Regions from separate parts of the Homo sapiens genome. Here regions 1 and 3 are each linked to region 2. Evidence: chromatin contacts called from ENCODE Hi-C or POLR2A ChIA-PET data. All regions are on one chromosome and are shown on one strand. Each heading gives the region's core, a stretch centred on a gene start or an enhancer-like site at or near the end of the contact. The rest is flanking DNA. Distances are from core to core; before and after follow the strand shown.

Evidence for each region. A loop is a pair of places that touch in the nucleus more often than their neighbours do. ChIA-PET counts read pairs that join two places held with the same protein, here RNA polymerase II (POLR2A). Pooled maps may share reads with other maps.
Region 1: a loop to region 2 is called in a pooled map, with 6 times the contacts of the local background. The contact joins the promoter of CTB-30L5.1 here to the enhancer-like site in region 2. A Hi-C loop is called at or near these places in 1 of 168 maps with a recorded cell type or tissue (heart right ventricle) and 6 of 50 pooled maps. POLR2A ChIA-PET finds 5 or more read pairs at or near these places in 2 of 52 experiments (common myeloid progenitor, CD34-positive and naive thymus-derived CD8-positive, alpha-beta T cell).
Region 3: a pooled map shows a loop between it and region 2 (2.8-fold over the local background). The contact joins two enhancer-like sites. A Hi-C loop is called at or near these places in 2 of 37 single-sample maps with no recorded cell type and 5 of 50 pooled maps. POLR2A ChIA-PET finds 5 or more read pairs at or near these places in 2 of 52 experiments (B cell and naive thymus-derived CD4-positive, alpha-beta T cell).

What each region holds. Positions count from the first base shown.
Region 1 is chr7:106,597,333-106,600,314 of GRCh38, forward strand. It overlaps CTB-30L5.1 (a long non-coding RNA gene), which reads right to left and starts at 1,515. Exons shown (of 4, transcript NR_187788.1): 1 at 1,422-1,515. RefSeq lists an enhancer at 1,624-1,673.
Region 2 is chr7:107,124,907-107,127,938 of GRCh38, forward strand. All of the region lies in intron 3 of PRKAR2B (protein kinase cAMP-dependent type II regulatory subunit beta), which reads left to right. Among named protein-coding and RNA genes, the nearest start is that of HBP1, 43 kb to the right of the region's middle. Within about 2 kb of position 1,730, at least 6 of the 41 ENCODE cell types and tissues checked have a DNase peak (open chromatin) inside an H3K27ac peak, as active enhancers do.
Region 3 is chr7:106,541,099-106,544,154 of GRCh38, forward strand. No RefSeq gene overlaps it. Among named protein-coding and RNA genes, the nearest start is that of CTB-30L5.1, 56 kb to the right of the region's middle. Within about 2 kb of position 1,578, at least 9 of the 41 ENCODE cell types and tissues checked have a DNase peak (open chromatin) inside an H3K27ac peak, as active enhancers do.

The sequences.
Region 1 (2,982 bases), core at 265-2,764, 530 kb before region 2:
GCTAGACCTGGCAAGACCTTACTCTAGAAACACAAGATATGATCACAAACAACCCATGTGTTTCCCACAAAGAAGAGAAAGCTGAAGAGGCAAACTCAGCAAACTTCTGCATGCCCGATGGCCAGGGCGTACTGGCATACTTGTTTAAAATATACCTATTGTGCGGATCAGTAAGCTATAACTTCTGCAGGATTTATATGTCAGATAGCTCATTTTTGTCAACCCTCCAACCAAGCTTTCTGAAGAATTACTTCAACTCGTTCTTCACTGTCTACTCCAAATTAAATTCCAAATGGAAAAATATTTTGATATAAACCAATCTATAAACTTCCAGAAAAAAACATGGGGAATTATTTTTATACTCCAGAGTGAGAAAGACCTTTCTCATTAAGCTCAGATGTTATAATGAAAAAGAAGGATCATTTTTACTATGTTAAAATTTATGTATGGAAAAAATAATGTCAAAGACAAATAAAAACTTGGGAAAATATTTGCCCCACCCATAGCATGCAAAAGGCTAATTTTCATTATACATTCGAGAGTTATTTCAAAAAAAAATCATGAACAGAGCACACAAACAGAAAATTCACCAGAAAATAAATATAAATGGCATAAAAATATAAAAAGATATTCAACCTTAAAATTTTAGATGGTAATTTAAAATAAAATGAAATATCACTATTCATTTACTGGACAAAAATCTTTGCTAATGCACAGTATTGATGAAAGGAGAGAAAGAGACACTTCCAGACAGTGAATAGACAAATTGGTACATCTTCTTTGGAGGACAATTAAAAATGATACTAGTAATAATAATATAAATAGCTTACTTTTTTTGAGTATCAGCTATGTCAGATAGACGTTCTATGTGTTTCAGATATTCTAACTCATTTACTCCTCATAACAACCAAATGAGGTAGTTTCTATCACTATCACTATGAGAACACTAAGGCACAAAATGATTAAGAAACTTGTTCAAGATCACATGTCTAGTAAATGGAGAAGCTGAGATTCAAACCCAGAAAGTCTGGAAAATTCAACTTAAAACACCACACCACCACACACACACGCACACATGTTAACTACGGGTTGTAATAGATGTGTTAATTAATTTGACTGTAGTAATCGTAGTAATCAGTATCCAGTGTACATATATGTGTATCACATCAACATGTTGTACACCTTGAATATATATATACTTTTTATCTGTCAATTAGATATTTTTAAATTAAATAAACCAAGCTTGACAACACCCATAAAAATTCAAAAATTTTATACCCATTATATTCATTAGGATTAGATTTAGGTACTTGACATAGAAAAGAAAATAACTGTTGCTTAAACGAGGTAAAAGTTAATTTCTCTCCCAAATAAATAAAATCTGGAGGTATATAGCTTAGAACTGGCAGGGCAGCTCTTACCCTATAAAGTCCTCAAGAACCTGGCTCCTTCCAGCTCCCCACTCACCACCAAAAGGGTGTGGCCCTAGGCAGCATGTGAAGTACAAAAACGAATAAAGAATAGAGGACAGAAGGCACTTGTCATCTGTCTCTCAGAGAAGTTTTTCAGAAGCTGTCACGCGACACTTCCCGTTCCACTGCTCTAGCTGCAAAGGAGGCTGGGAAATGTAGTCTTAATTCTGGGCCGCCATTTGCACAGCTTTGCATTGTATTACCATGGAAGAGGAGGAGAAGGGAGATTGAGGGACATGTGGCCAGCTCTTTCCTTCCTGCTGACACCACAATTCAACTTCTAGGAAAATTTCTACTAGATTAATGGCACATTTGTGTAACAACATATTACACTGATTATTCCCCATTTATCCTTCCTCTCCCTGCCTACCCTGTACCTTGCAGACTGACCTCCATGGACTGCATCACCTGGGCTTCCCCAACCTCTGACTTCCACTTCTATTCAGCAGCTGGAAGAACCAGCAGAAAACCAGAGAGCAAAAGGAGATAGCAGTCAGGGTATTTATTCCTCTTGCTCCTACTCTGATGGCTGCAGTTTGGCTACTGGCTCCATTCCTCACCATGTGGCTGTAGCTCCGTTTGGCTGGCCTCTCTCCCACAGCCATGGTCTCACTGGCTTCTAGTAACACTGCTCCCTCCCCTTATCCCTTCATGCCTGGGGTGGTGAAGGCTTGTCACTGTTGGGAGTTCCTGAATGTTTAGCCATTTATTGCTGGTTCTATTCATCCTGCCAGCACCTGTGTAAATAGTACCTCCATGACTAAACTCGTCAGGTAAGCTTGGGATGTGCCATCTGCTTCTGCTGGACCCTGATTCATACACATACGTGCAAGGACTTTCATTACAGCAGTGCTTGAAATAGTAATAGACCAAAACAAATTAAATATTTATCAATAGGGAACTGATTAAATATCATGCAGTTATAGTAGTAATATAATGTAGCAGTTTAATAAATAATGGTGCACTATCATGTACACTTAAAAATTTGCTAAGAAGGTAGACCTCAAGTTATGTGTTCCTACTGCACTAAAATAATAATAATGTCTTTATGAGCTAAAATAGAGAGCTCTTGATGATAGGATGCTACCAACTGTATATTAAAATATAGATATAGATGTACAGTTAGGTTTGGATTTAGATATATTTGCATGGTGTGTTATAAATGTATATGTAATATGCATTTCTATACTTAAAGGTTTTTAAGGAAAAGACTAGAAACTGAGACTGGTGGTCACCTCTGGGAAAGAATAATGGAGAATAGGGTAGGAAAGAGCTTTACTTTCATTGAATATCCTTTTATACTATATGAATTTTTACTACATATATATTACCTTAAAAAACTATTTAGAGAAAAAAATATTAATTTTCCTTAGGATACATATAATAGGGAAGCATACGAATAAGATAGTAGCATTCCTTTGAGATTCCATTACTATAAATCGGATTCCAATTTTCTCTCCCCACCACTGTCTGCCCTCTCGTAAACCCTCCTCCCATACGGGGGCACACC
Region 2 (3,032 bases), core at 480-2,979:
GAGTCATGGGGTCTCCTTTGCAACTACTCAGTTCTGCTATAGTAGCTTGAAAGCAGCTGTAGGTAATACATCAATGAAAGGCATGTCTGTTGGGTTACATTAAAACTTTATGACGCTTGAATTTGAATTTAATATAGATTTTATGTGTCAGGAAATATTATCATTTGTTTGATTTTTTTTCCCCCAGTCATTAAAAAAATGTAAAATTATTCTTAGCCTAGAGGCCATACATACAAAAACAGCTTTGCCTGCAGGTGTAGTTTGCTGATCCCTGGTTTAGAATATAGACTCTGTAGCTGGCCTGGCTGGCATGAATTCTGGCTCTGCACCTTGTGGACTGGATGACATTGGACAAGTGATTTGGGCAAGTTGATTTCCTTAACTCTAAATTTCTTAACCTGCTTCATGGGATCTGTCACTAGGATAAAATGAGTTAATATTAGTAAAGCCCTTAGAATAGTACCTGGCATGTATTTATGCTATGTTTGTTTAACAAATAAAATTTTTATCTGAAATCAGGAATGAATTTTAATGAAAACCAAAGTGGCCTCTAGTACACTAAAATCACACTTTGGGTGTATTGCTGAGGCCTCAGTGATCCAGAGAGAGATCCCTTAGGTGGGATCATGCTAAGCCCCAGAGGAAAAATGTAGGAGAGCATCTTCAGAGCAGGTGGCTGCAGTACAGAGGAGCTGGAGTGTCAGAGACCACACCCGCTTTCTGGCTGTTTACTTTCCCCAGTGAAGAGGGATTTTACCGACGAGGTTAATTACAGAGAGTGGACTCTGAGTGCTGAGGAGTAATGGCAGGGTGAGGGAAAAGGGAAACAGGAGGAGAGCAGTAGACCATAGTGATGGAGGTGGGGCTGAGAAAAAAAATACTACTTAGAAATGGTGATTGGGCTGGGTGCAGCGGCTCATGCCTGTAATCTTAGCAGTTTGGGAGGCCAAGGCGGGTGGATCATGAGGTCAGGAGTTTGAGACCAGCCTGGCCAAGATGGTGAAACCCTGTCTCTAATAAAAATACAAAAATTAGCTGGGCACAGTGGCAGGCACTTGTAATCCCAGCTACTCAGGAGGCTGAGGCAGGAGAGTCGCTTGAACCCAGGAGGCAAAGGTTGTAGGGAACCGAGTGCACCACCACTGCACTTTAGCCTGGGTGACAGAGCAAGACTGTGTCTTAAAAAAAAAAAAAAAAAAAAAAGAGGCCAGGCGCGCTGGCTCACGCCTGTAATCCCAGTACTTTGGGAGGCTGAACTGGGCAAATCACGAGGTCAGGACATCAAGACCATCCTGGCTAACATGGTGAAAACCCGTCTCTACTAAAAATACAAAATACAAAATACAAAAAAAAAAAAAAAAAACCAAAGCCAGGCGTGGTGGCAGGCACCTGTAGTCCCAGCTACTCAGGAGGCTGAGGCAGGAGAATGGCGTGAACCCGGGAGGCGGAGATTGCAGTGAGCTGAGATCGCACCACTACACTCCAGCCTGGGCAACAGAGTGAGAATCTGTCTCAAAAAAAAAAAAAAAAAAAAAAAGTCGTCATTGGTACGAGAGGTAGCAGGAAGAAGAGAGAAGAGGAAAAAGCTGGATTTCTGTGTGAAGGCTTATAGGAATTGAATGGGTTGGAGAGAAAGACATAAAGTTGACCAGAGCGAAGCAGGTGCACGATACTGATGCCTGATGCACTCTCCTCTCCCCCCTTTCCTTTCTGAGAACAGCTTCTCAGCAGGCAGACATCTCGGTTGCTTTGGTTTGAAGTTCTAGATGGATTTTGTGAAGTGAGAAATGACTTTCTGTTTTGTTTTAGTGTGTTAGCCTTCCTTATTTGAAGTAGGAGGAAGTGAAGTTTGGTTGGTGTGGTTTGGTTAATACCTGAATTTTAAAGGTTTCTTATGCAGCAGTGAATGAGAAGTCCCTGGGATCTACTTTGTCTGTGTTTGTGTGTCATCTTAGAATCTAGTTTGAGATGAATATTGGGCAGATAGTAAACAAAGGTTTACATCTACCTTACCCTTAGAGGGGAAAGTGCAGTGACCCTTTCTCTTACTAGCTAGTAGTTCTTTCATGTAGTCTTTACATAATGCAAATAAATGGTATATATATCAATAGTTTACATATAAATAGTTTAGCAATACTATAAGTTTCCCCAATTCTTTTCAGGCTTATAATTTTCATTAATTTTTAGCCATCTGATGTGGTTTGAAATGCTGATTTAAATTTCCCATTGTGAGTTTTGATGTTTGTGGCTATAAACTCCACTGCTGCCTGATTCTGTGAGCTCTGATGCTCTGATGGTAGGGCAGGCTGCCTGAAGAGGCAAGGTACCTGCCCATCAGCTCTTGTGGTCACTCTTTGAGTGAGCATTGGAATAGGAAAGGGTGGTGTGTAGGTCTTCAGGAAAACCAACTCCGTGTCTGCTGCTTTTAGGACTACCCCTTGCCCCTCTAACTCATTTTATAGTTACAAACTGTTCATGTTCACAAAAGAGTGGACCTTTTGGTCCAAGTCAGTTGAGCCTCCTGCTAGTGAAAAGGGACTCGAGAGATAGCAAGCCACACTTACACACACGGCATTCTGCCACTCTTCACACTCTAGAATACAAGTTTAGTGAGAATATAGCACACTAGTTTCCTTGAGTTCCTTCTGAAATCAGTGCACCAGCCAGCCTCCTTGGACTCTTTTTCCCTGGAACACATATTCTCTTGGAGTGGCAGTGCATGATTGTTTGCTCCCTTCTAAAAATCACTTGCTCGCTGTGGGGCAGGTACATACCACATGTGTAAAAATATATTCGGCATCTAATGCCATATACATTTAAACATTTTACTTCTTTCCAGGGACCTTATCAAGATTCAAAAGAAAGAATTACATCCTGAAAGAGTATTAAACTCAGTAGAAACAGAATGACAGCAGTCCAAATTTTCAGTGTAGCTGCTGGCACCTGTTGTCCTTTTGTACGGGTCCCCACTGGCTGGGAGCTTTGGAATCTTCCTAGCCAGTCACAGTTGTGTGCATAATGAACTTGCTAAC
Region 3 (3,056 bases), core at 328-2,827, 580 kb before region 2:
CAGACTCCACACAGTGGAGTTTCCCTGGCTGGGAATCCATTTTTTTTCATATCAACATTATAATTAAATGATGTTGAATGAAATTATGTTATCTGAGGATCTGCTGTGCATATATAGTTCTCTATTTCACTGCTTTGTCTACCTGCAAGTACCACATTATTTTTTTTGTCTATGACTTTGTAAAACATTTTAGTATCTAGTGGTGTGAATCTTCCATTTTATGTTTTTATGTGGTATAGTTGCTTTTCCTAATGTGAACCCTTATTCTACTTTATATATTTTGGAAATAGTTTATCAGGTTCCCTACCCTCTCCCCACCCTAATCCCGCAGAAAAAGAAAAATTTTACCTGAATTTTGGTTGGATTTGCTATGAAATTATAGATTAATTTGGGGGTCAAATTAATATGTTTAAAAGGTTAAGTCAGTTGTGCAGAATCTGGATTTTATAAAAAATAAAAGTAAAATGTTGTTTCATTTATGAAACAGGATTATCAGGGAAACCACTACTGCTGGTCTCAGCTGCTTACAGCACCCAAGCAGTAGTTCACAGAGAAGCTGCCTCGAGTCTGCCACTGTCCCTACTTTTGTCCATAACCATAAATGATGACTTCTATTATCTCTTTCCAAATGTCATGCAAATTCCTCTCAGTAGCAGAATCAAACCCAAAAGCTCCATGGCAAGAGGCAGGGATAATGCCAAGTTGACAACTATCCACCCAGTACAAAAGAAAAACAAAAAGTTCTTAATAAATGTTAAGTGATTTTCAATAAAGTTTAAAACACACAATATCAAAGATATTTTGAGTCGAAGCATATTTTAACTGATTCAGTGATATGACATATTATTTCACTTGGAAGCATTTCAACTATTTTAAGATTTGCAGAGGCTCACATTTAAAATAGGATGAATCTTTCACAAGGAATAGTATTTCTGGAAAGATCAAACAGTCAGTATGATATAGTATTCCCTCACTGCTCACCCCTAGCCATAGGTTTATTAAACTGTACCTAGTAAGAACTTTATAATGTAAGAGGGGCATGAAGAATTTCATGACTGCCCAGACACCAGCAATAAAAATGATTCAATGTGGGGGTGAATATGATTTATTTTACATAATGTACACACTGTGTGTAAATGACTGAGTCATTATTGGTTATAAAGTATAAGTAGAATTATTATCCAGAACAGTGGTCTCCAAACTCTATTGATCATACATCTTTGTCCATAAAGTTGCTTTGATCATACACAAATATGGAAATTAAAAAATAAAATTAGAAAGAGAGTTTCTAACATTTCTTTCCAGTTTCCCAATGGACCACCTTATGCAGCTCTTGTGGGGCACACACCCCCTGTAATGAGCACTGACTTATCTACTCTCCTGTGTTTTGTCCACATTCTTCATCTAGCTGGTCAAAGCTAGGAACTGAATAAACGTTGCCCATTACATGTAGAAGGATGCGTTGATCAAGACCTAGAGTCAATACTAAATTAAGCACAAAACTGATCAAGAACTAGAGTCAAGTTCACTCCACTAAATATCATACCTGCCAGGAGGGGGCAGATGTGAACAGGGCGTAAGAAAATCCCTACTCAGAGACAGAGAATGTGGAAAAAACAAGCAGCTAGAGGGAGGTGGGGCACAAATTCTACAAGACACACTGAAGCCAGCCAGAGATAGCCCATGGCTAGAACAGGAAACAGTCTGAAAACATCAAACTAAAACCAGAATACAAAAACAACTGCCAAAGACAGAATAAAGAAAAATGCTGGGGTTGGGGATTTGGGTGTGTAGTTCACAGTGGTGAGTGGAAAAAAAAAAAAAAAAAAAAAAAAAAACCAGGAGCTTTCATCCAGAAGCCCAAAGCTGGAGTGAAGAAGAGCTTCAGACAGTGCCAGAACAAATTTCAAGAGCCAGGCAGAAATAGTCAGGACTTCCAGGGCTCAGAAGTTTATGAGGCAACTATTTTGAAACTATTCCTGCAAGTAAGACTCTTCTAAAAAAACAAACTAGTATTCTCAGTCTTGTGATTTCTGATCATAAGGAATTCTCATTCTTTCCAATCTGGGAGATATGCAAGGCTCTGGCAGACTTTTTGAAATGTTAGAGCTCAAAACACAAGTCAAGCAGTTATAGCACATTGCTGAGCAGACAGCACACATTCACTGAAGATTTGTTTACCATTGATTTATCCTGCATGAATGATGTTCCACAGAGGAACACTATCCATAGTGAATACCCCAGGGGCCGTGGAATGTGAAGGCTCTAATGCTCTTCAAGGACCAGGTGCTGTTCTAGGCCCCAGGGATACAGCAATGAACCAGATAGACAAAGCCCCTGCCCTCCTCACACTCACAATCTAGTGGGACAACAACAAATAAAGAAACAAACAGATAATAAATTCCAGATAGTGAAAGTTCAGTGAAGAAAATCAAGCAAGGAGATGGACTAGAGTATGCTGAGGGTGGAAAAGGTGGACTCTCCCTTAAAGAGTAGTCGGGGAAAAGACTTGTTTTAGAGATGTGAGCAAGCCTTGGGAATCTCTGAAGGAAAAGCATCCCAGGCAGAGAGAATAACAAGTGCAAAGTTTCTAAGGAATAAATGACTTGGTGTGTCTGAGAACACAGCAGAATGGCCAATGTGGCTGGAGAGGACCGAGTGAGAAGAGAGAATGTTCAAAAAGTGAGATTTGATGTTTAGCTTTTTCTGTACTTGTATAGGCCTGATTATGTGGCTTAGCTAAGGTTTCCTAAAGAATCTTCTAGTAGCTGCCATTGGTTTGTAAAATAAAATTGGGGCTGTAAAAATTCAAAAAAAAAAGTGAGATTTGAGAGGTAAGCAGAGCTTGACTTTGAAGGGTCTTGAAGGTCATGGTGAGGAGTTTAGATTTTAGTCTAATGTTATCAGATGTACTTTTTTTTTTTTTTTTTTTTTTTTTTTTTTTTTTTTTTGAGACGGAGTCTCGCTCTTTCGCCCAGGCCGGAGTACAGTGGCGCTATCCCGGCTCACTGCAACCTCCGCCTCCCGGGTTCACGCCATTCTCCTGCCTCAGCCTC